Linked DNA regions of Homo sapiens: region 1 is linked to region 2. The links are chromatin loops, found by intact Hi-C in ENCODE. Cell type or tissue: K562. All regions are shown on one strand. Links, peaks and the distances in the headings refer to the core of each region. The heading gives the core; the rest is flanking DNA. Region 1 overlaps LOC105375220 (a long non-coding RNA gene). Region 2 has its middle 71 kb from the start of ADCYAP1R1.

The links. Peaks named below come from ENCODE experiments on the same cell type or tissue, not always from the same donor. Only the 100,000 strongest peaks of a DNase experiment are listed, where the experiment ranks them.
Region 1: it touches region 2 in a loop (14-fold over the local background); 14 of 110 quality-filtered maps call a loop at or near these places.

Annotation. Positions count from the first base shown.
Region 1 is chr7:30,741,326-30,745,713 of GRCh38, reverse strand. It overlaps LOC105375220 (a long non-coding RNA gene), which reads right to left. Exons shown (of 3, transcript XR_001745154.2): 2 at 3,847-3,959; 3 at 1-431. Among named protein-coding and RNA genes, the nearest start is that of INMT, 8.6 kb to the left of the region's middle. In K562, for the core only: CTCF peaks have their summits at 334 and 2,141; a DNase peak (open chromatin) is centred at 2,143.
Region 2 is chr7:31,121,033-31,125,420 of GRCh38, reverse strand. No RefSeq gene overlaps it. Among named protein-coding and RNA genes, the nearest start is that of ADCYAP1R1, 71 kb to the right of the region's middle. In K562, for the core only: CTCF peaks have their summits at 750 (motif pointing left) and 2,630 (motif pointing right); a DNase peak (open chromatin) is centred at 2,620; H3K27me3 peaks cover 178 bases.

The DNA.
Region 1 (4,388 bases), core at 106-4,105, 380 kb after region 2:
AACATCCTTGAAATATTGCAGACCCTTGATCTCTCTTTGCCTCTGTCTTTGTCTCCGTTTGTCTCTTTGCCTGTCTGTCTCTCTCATTCTGTGTCTGTGTCCCTCTGTGTAAGTCTCTCCCTCCCTGCCTCCAGCAGCCCCTACACTCAAAACACCATGTCGAAGCAGGAACCCGTGAGACCTGGCCCTGGTGATCCTGTTGCGTTCTTATGATTTTGGTAATGTATCAAGCAGATAAACTCCAGCCAGAAAAGCTCACACTGTGTCTCTGGCTTCATCTGTGAGGAATCTGAGCACCTCCCTGAGAGGCAGGCGCTGGTTCCAGGAGGCTGTGAAACTCCTGGTGGGAAAGGCTGGAAGGGCAGGGGTGTACCTACCATGACTGAAGAGTGGGAAGGCACCGAGGGGTCCTCAGCCAGTTGGAGGGCAACCTGTATACAGGAGGAAAAGACTGTGAGAAAGAGCTCCACCCCCGGGACTACTTACTGACCTACTACGCCTTCGACTCAGCACTGTGACCAAAAATGAAATCCTGAAATCTAACCTGGAAACCCTCTTTCAAAGCTTCTCTTCAGGTGAATGGCTGGTCTCCACTTTGGGGGCAGTACAGGGTTACAGCTGACAGCAAGACCTGCAGGTTGGAGGCAAGCGGCCCCATCCTCTGGCCACTGCTCACCAAAGATGCTGCAAAGTCAGCCCAGTCAAGCTCTATGAACCCATGAGGGCCTCTGCCAGGTGGCAGCTCAATGGGGTCTGAGCACGGGCCGTGGAGGCCAAGGAGCTGGGCATGAGTCTCTGCCAGTGGGCCTCAGTTTCTTCACCTATAAAATGGGAGAAGCTTGGGGCTCACAGGCTCATGCTGAGGGAAAATTAGAGAACAGACATAATGAACACACTGCCGGCTGTCTCTCTGTCTCTGCCAGCCTCCCCTGCAGACAGTCCATAAAGCCAGGCTTTGTAGCCTTTCTGGGCTCTTGAATCCCTCTGAAAATCTGATGAAAGTTCTGATACACACACACACACAAACACACACAAATTTTCTACACAAAACTGACAGAGTTCATGGATATCCAAAGGCAAACCACATAGCTTAGTTTACAAATCCCTGCCCTCGGGTATCAGAATGGGGTGAGCCAGTAGAGACTATCACCAAGTCCTTCAGTGCACACAAGGGGAGACTGAGGCTCAGGTAAGAGAGCAGGGAGAGAGGAGGCCAGCCCAGGTAAGGTCAAACAGCCAGTCAGTAGTAATAGCAAGAACTACAGCTCAGATGATTTAGGGCCGCCATGCACAGTTGGGCAGGGTGTGCACTGCAAACTGTAGGAGTTGCCAGAGCGAGGTGGGGCACTGTGGGTGGTGGGATGGTGGGAAAGGGCCTCTCCGAGGAGCACTCCAAGTGGTGTCCCAGCGAAGGAAGGGAGAAAAGGCATAAAGACCCGAGGAAAGGGAGTGTCAGGCAGCATGAGCAGCAAGGGCAAAGGCCCAGTGGTGGCGGGGAGCCGCCCGTGTGTCGAGGACAGTGAAAAGGGTGCTGTGCGAGGGGTGGAGTGAGGAGGAGAGTTAGGTGTCAGGGAGGCGGAGACCACATCCTGTGGGGCCTTGAGGGCCACGGTAAGGAGGGAGGATGGTGCCGTGGATCTCCCAGGCACTGGAGAAGAGAATGGCATGATAGCCTCTACATTTCTTAAAGAACTGTTCATCATGCTAGGCCTTGGGAGGCGAGGGCAGCATTGGGCAGAGCAGCAGCAGGTGCTGGCATCCTCCAGGGAAGAGCCAACAGCAGGAGGCCTGCAGGGGCTGGAGGTGGCTGGAGTTTGGAATCACTCTGCAGGCGGAGCCAACAGGATTTGCTGATGGTTTGGATGTAAGAGAGAGAGAAGAGTCAAGGGCAACTCCAAGGTTTTTGGCCACAGCCACAAGAAGGATGGAGTTGCCAGTATTAGGAGGGAAATGACAAGGAAGGAGCAGGTATGGCAGCAGATGTTGACTTCTCAGCCTGGGCAATGTGTTGGAGTCACCTGCCTGACACTGAAGTGGAGATACCCACGGAGGAGCCCCTGGTTGTGCATGTCTGGGCCTCCCAGAGACTCCAGGGCTGGAGCCTGACCTGGGAGTCATCCGTGGACGGCTGAGGCCATCAAGTGGCTAAGTGTGGATGGGGAGGAGATGCTGTGTTCTAAGGCTAGGGAGTGGAGGAGGGTGTTCAGGGAGACAGAAAAAGGGAGAACCACGAGGGTGAAGTGCCTCAAGAAGCCAAGTAAAGAGTGTGTTTCAAGAAGCAGGGAGTTCCGGCATGGCTGAACCTAAAGATGTTACGCTAAGTGAAATGAACCAAACAGGGAAGGACAAATACTGTAGGCTCCCCATACATGAAACGTCTAGAATAGGCAAATCCAGAAACAGAAAGTAGATTGGAGGTTACCAGGGGCTGCCAGGAGGGAGAATGGGGAATGGGGAGTTACTGTTTAATGAGTACAGGGTTTACATATGGAATGATGCAAAAATGTTGGAAAGACAGTTGGTGACGGGCGCACAACTGTGTGAGCGCAATTAATGTCACGGAACCATACACTTTGATCAAAATGGCCAATTTTGTAATATAGTTTACTACTTAATGAAATTAATAATGTAATATACCAAAAACTATTCAATTGTTTAAAAGAAAGAGGCGCAGGAGGAGGGGAAGGGGAGTTATCGAATCCACTGTCACCTACAGCTGTGTAGACGTGAGCAAGTCTATGCCTCAGTTTCTTCATCTGTATAATGAGGAAAATAATAATCTCGCTCAAAGAGTTGCTGAACAGGATAAGTCACAGGCTTTGCCCAGAGGGTGGTGGTGAGGGCTGAGGGGCTGCTATCACAATCATTATGTCATCTCTGTGACCCTCCTCCATAGAAGCAGGTGGCATGAGAAGGAGAACCAGCTTTGCTGGACAGTCACGTGGTTGCTGAAGTGCGATATGACCAAGCTGCATCCACTGGGGTCAATCCAGGTGTCCCCTGAAGAGTGCCTGTCCTGATGTGGACATGTACTGGGCAGCCCTGCAGAGGCTGGCCAGCCTGCTGAAAGCAGATGGGAACCTGGTCACCATGGCTGCCCTGCACTCCCACTATATGGTAGGCTCCAAGAAGTTCTTTGGGCTCCACCCAGAGAAGGAGACGGTGGAGAAGGCCATGCAGGAGGCTGGCTGCCAGGTGCAGAGGTGTGCCCCATCAGCTGCTCTGAGACATGCTCCATCAACGACGGCATCTGCTTTGTGGCTGCCTGCAAGGGCCCCAGTGTCTGAGGCCAGCCTGGCAGAAGAGGGCCTGACCGAGAGGGGAAGTCATGACCAGAGCATCTACAGTCTTGCCCCACAGCTCCCCCTAAAAGCAGGTCAGGTCTCAGCCCTACCTCTTCATTCCTGTTACCTGGTCCCAAGGTCACAAGTGAAAAGCAAGGGTTCCCCCAGCACCCCGCCTAGGGGTCTGTCCCTTACACTACCCCATACCAAAGATCATGAACAAAAAGTGACTTAGCTGGATACTATCTTTGTTTGGATTCCCATAGAAGCAGACTCTAAGACAAGGATTTCAGTGCTGATAGTTGATTTGGAGGGAGATCCCAGGAAACATCAATTAGGACGTGGGAAGGAAAGCAGAGCAGGCAGCCAAACAGGGTGTCATCAAACCCTTACCGCTGTGGGCAATTGGAACGCCGTTGTGCTGGGGGCTCTGGGGCCAGCGTAGAGCACATGGCTCGGAGTTATCCCACCCCGGGAGCTGCAACACTTGCCCACCGACTCCTGTCATCATGACAGAGGGCTGCTCCTGAGGGGCGTTAATTCCCCAGCATGTCCAACTCACCTGTATTTGGACAGTGCAGCCCAAGAGAGAAGCCTCGAGTGAAGACTCACAGGTGCTGGCTGTGGGAAGTTCAGCCAGCATGCTGAGGGAATGGGAAGAGGCAGCAAGAGCATCTGCAACAGACATGAAATGTCCTGTTGGCTGGGGTGTGGGACAGGTCCTGGGGAGGCTGGTTTTTCCACCAGAGGAACAGGATCTCAGGTTCTTAAAGTGGAAAGGCACCTGTGAGAGCTAGAAGACCTCTAGGCCAAGCTCCTGTTCCTGCAGGTGGGGAAGCCGAGGTCTGGGAGGGGAGGGGACTGGCCCCACCCAGAGTGCTAAGTGGTCAGTGGCAGGGGCAGCATTGGAGCCTGGGCTCTGTCCAGGTTACGACGGATCTGGTGGTGATGGAGCCTCAGGAAATGGTCGGCTGAGGCTGACCAGCAGGGCAGAGCCGGGACTCAGGCTGTCCATCCATATGGTCGAGAACCTGGGGCCTCTGACCTCTGGGAAGGCCTGGGGCCACGTCCCTAGAAGGACCTTCACAAGGTCGTACATCTCTT
Region 2 (4,388 bases), core at 132-4,131:
AGGGGCATCTCTTGGGTAGTCACAGGTATTGGCTGCCTTCCTTTAGACCAGAGGACCTGGGCTGCGCAGCAGGAGGGAGTGGCAGATGAGCAAGCATTACCGCCTGAGCTCCGCTTCTTGTCAGATCAGCAGTTGCATTTGATTCTCACAGGAGCTCAAGCCTATTGTAAACTGCACAGGGAGGGATCTAGGTGCATTCTCCTTACAAGAATCTAATGCCTGATGATCTGAGGTGGAACAGTTTCATCCCAAAACCATCCTCCTGCCACCCAGTCCCTGGAAAAATTGTCTTCCATGAAACCAGTCCCTGATGCCAAAAAGATTGGGAACCGCTGCTTTAGAAGGCTGCCTCTCTGCGGTGAGTCCAGAACCCAAACAACATGCTTCAGTGCTTGTAATGTTACATGGAAAGCCCAGAGAATGTTTCAAGATCCCAACTACAGACTTTGGTTTATTTTGGGTTTTGTTTTTTGTTTTATTTTGCTTTGCTTTGTTTCATTTTGTTTTGTTTTTGAGACAGACTCTTACTCTGTCACTTAGGCTGGAGTGCAGTGGTGCGATCTCAGCTCACTGCAGCCTCCGTCTCCCAGGTTCAAGTGATCCTCCCACCTCAGCCTCCCAAGTAGCTGGGACCACAGGCATGCACCACCACCCCTGTCTAATTTTTTTTTTTATTTTTAGTAAAGACGAAGTCTCACTATGTTGCCCAAGTTGGTCTCAAACTCCTGAGCTCAAGGGCTCCTCCTGCTGGGGCCTCCCAAAGTGCTGAGATTACAGGTGTGAGCCACTGTGCCAGACCCCAAATACAGACTATAGAATAAGTTTGGTGTCAATGCCATGATTTAAAGTGAGTATCCTCAGCAGGAACTCAATGGAAGTTGACGTTGACTGAGCCAGTACCATCAGAGATGAAGAATTATGACAGGAGAAAGGTTCCAATTGTTATAACTAGATAAATGAATCACCTAATTTCTCAAGGGTAAATTTTTGGAGAATTGTAGGAAAATGGATCTGGTGACAGTATCTGGTTGCCATATTTTATTTTCACTATTGAACATAAGTTGTCTAGGTACGGTGGCCACATCTGTGATCCCAGCACTTTGGTAGGCTGAGGTGGGTGGATCGCTTGAGCCCAGGAGTTCAAGACCAGGCTAGGCAATATGGAGAAACCCCATTTCTAAAAAAAAAAAAAAAAAAAAAACAAAAAAATTAGCCAGGTGTGGTGTGGTGCACACCTGTATCCCAGCTACCCAGGAGGTGGTGGGAGGATCAATTGAGCCCAGGAGGTCAAGGCTGCAGTGAGCTGTGGTCCAGTCCCTGCACTTCAGCCTGGGAGACAGAGTAAGACCCCGTCTCCAAAAAAAAAAAAAAAGAACTTAACTGAATTCATCTTATTCTCCATTATTTGTTTCCTGTTTCTTTCCCTCTCTGCTAGAATTATTGTGCCAGCGATAACAAGATTGTCATATCTGCTGCTATGCCCCAAGGCCTGGAAGAGTGCCCAGCTCATTGAAGGCACTCAGTCAATAAGTGTCAGTAGGCTAGATGAACAGTTCTTCCATGCCTAGATCTAACCTGACCTTCAAGGCAAGTTTTCCCTAATCCTGAAACTGGACCTTATCTTTTCTGGGCCTTGTTGATGGCACATGTTTTTGTCTAGATTCTGTAGCAGTAGAGCCTGAAGTAGAGATCCTTGAGCAGGGATCTTACAGAAGGAGTGCATGGGGAGACACTGAAGGGCAGTGAGGAAGCGGGGATGGGTGGAGGAAGGAGCCAGACCTCAGCAGAATCAGCCTCATGCTGATCCAGCAGGAGCCACTGATGTCAACCACAGAGGTGGTCCCAACCAGAGGCAAGGCGGCTGGGCGGTTACCCCTACATCCCTCAGTCACTGGCTACCGGCCACCCTGGATGAGAAAGGTGAAGGGGGTAGTCTTACCCCTCAGAAATCTGCCAGCAATTGTCTGCAGAAGAGGGCAGGGTAAGCTCTTAGCAACCCAACCTGCAGCCGCTGGACTGGGGAAGGCGCCTAGTCCTGGCACTAGCAGCTTTGGGGAGGATGCATTTCCCTGTTTGCCTTCTTTTTAGAGTCTTTATTAACATTCTTAAAAATAATAAAGCTTCTTGAGATCAAGATTCTTATCTCTTTAACTTTCATGTCCTCAAAAGCATCGGATGATGGACTTAGTAAATATCTCAATGAAAATCCAAAGATGGATAGATCAGTTATGTTAGTGTTTACAATCTAGTGTGAAAATTCTTAGACACATGTTCACTTTCTAAATGACACCAAAGCCATGCTTCTTATATTTATGTGGTCTCAATAAATAAGTTTTCTGTATGATCAGAAAAAAAAAAGTAAATGTGTGCTTTATCAAAAAAATATAAAGGGTTAAACCACTGCAAAATCCTCTGTAGGACACATTCTTTCTACAGGCAATGTAAGACTAAAGTTTTTCCTCCAAATGTAAATTATAGTAAATATTTTAACTTGTTCTTGCCCTTCATTATCTCACTTATGAGTCATTGTGTGGAAACAAGCCTGGTTGGCAGAAAAATCGGAACTGGAAAGAGCTCCTGCTATTTCCAAAGGGGAGCTCTTGGCTGCTCGTGTTACCAACCAAATGACCAGAAGAGGGCAGTGCACACCCAGACGCTGAATTTTGCCCTAAGAAGCCAAGATGGGGAACTTGTTGAGGGGCAGCTTGGCTGGGGGAGGAGTGGCTCTGAGTTCCAGACATATTCTGTTGTCTGCTGCCTCACCCGCCACTCAGGCTAAGTGACTGTGGTTGGGTCACGGCCCGCTGTAAGTGTTCCTCTGCTTGGGATCTGCCTTTCTGTGCTTCCAGGTTTGCTACTGTAAACCAAAAGGTGCCTGCAACAGGTCTCAATTTAGAAGTTTATTTTGTCAAGGTTAAGGATTCATGCCCGAGAGACAGGTCTGTGCCTTTCTCCAAAGATGATTTTGAGGACTTCAATACTTAGAGGGGAAAGGGTAGCTACTGGGGGAAGAGGAAGACATTTTTAAAAGGTGTGAGTTCATAAGAGGCAAACAGTCGCATTCTTTTGAGTTTGATCAGCTTTTCTCTATGCCAGAAGGGGTAGAGGAACAGTCACTTATGAATTCATCTAGCTCAGTGGATCTGCACTTTTACCTAAGATAAAATAAACATAGGGCAGAGGAAGCAATCAGATATGCATTTGTCTCAGGGGAGCCGAGGGATGGCTTTGAGTCCTGTTCTTTGTCCCGTACCTATGAAGAGAAGCTATCAGTGTACTTTGTCGGGGTGAAATTCAACAGAACTGTTTCAGGGTTGAGACACTGGGTCCCAGAAGGAATTTCCCAGTGGGCAAATTGTGAGCGAGGGAGGGAGGGAGGATTTTTTTTTTTAATCTTTGTAGCTATCTCATTTAGCAATAAAATGAGAGACAGGTTTGCCCCCAGTTCCCAACTTCACTTTTCTCTTTGGCCTACTGATTTGATCCTGAGATTTCTTTTCCTTTCACACTGCCCCATGGGCTGGGCCCAATCTCAGGCCTGGTGTTGCTGAGAAGCTCAGTGCAGCCTGGGTCTCCCATAGGCCACAGGGCAGGCAAACCTCTCCTCAGAGCTGAGTGTGTGGTTCCAATCAGGGATGGGGCTCTAGCCAGTCATTGGGGGGCCAGTCAAAGCTGAAGATGGGGACATTCTGAGGACCAGGGCTGGGTCTGATATTTTGATTGCTTGAGTGGGCGACAGAGAGCAGTGTTTCCTTAAATTTCCCCCCAAAGATATAAATCATGCCCTTCGCAACCTAATCCTTTCCTCTGTATCCCTTTCACTCTGGTGGGAGGACTCCTTTCCAGCAAAATTCTTTCTTGGGAGCAAATAAGGACTGCAAACTGCCAGGTCCCTTTCCCAGGGAGGGGCCTTTCCATTGCCACTACATCATTTCCAGGGCCTAAGTGTGAGGCCTGGAACCTGCCTACTCCTTTCCCAGGAAGTGAGGATGAGGATGAGGATTGGGCTTTCATGGGAGAACTCTCCATGGCTTCTACCAACCCTGGGGCCAGTCCCAGTGGATTCTAGGGGCAACAGAAGACTCCCAACTAAGCTATCCAGCTCTGAGCCAGCTGCCAGCTCTTCCCCACCCAGTCATTTCCGCTGCCTGGTTCTCAGCCAGCTCTGGAGCCATGGGGCAGGCTGGGATGAGGTCTGGGCTTTGGTGAGAGTAGCCCCTTGGTTCCTGAAGGTGTGAAGCCTGCCCCTAACTGCAAAGATAAATGAGGACTGCAAAAGGACCAACCAGCTCCCCGACTCACCACTTCAGATGACTTCTAGGTCTAGAAGCCCTGGGGAGCCAGAATGAATCCCGGATCCTCCTGGGGAAAGCTACTCTGTTTTTTAT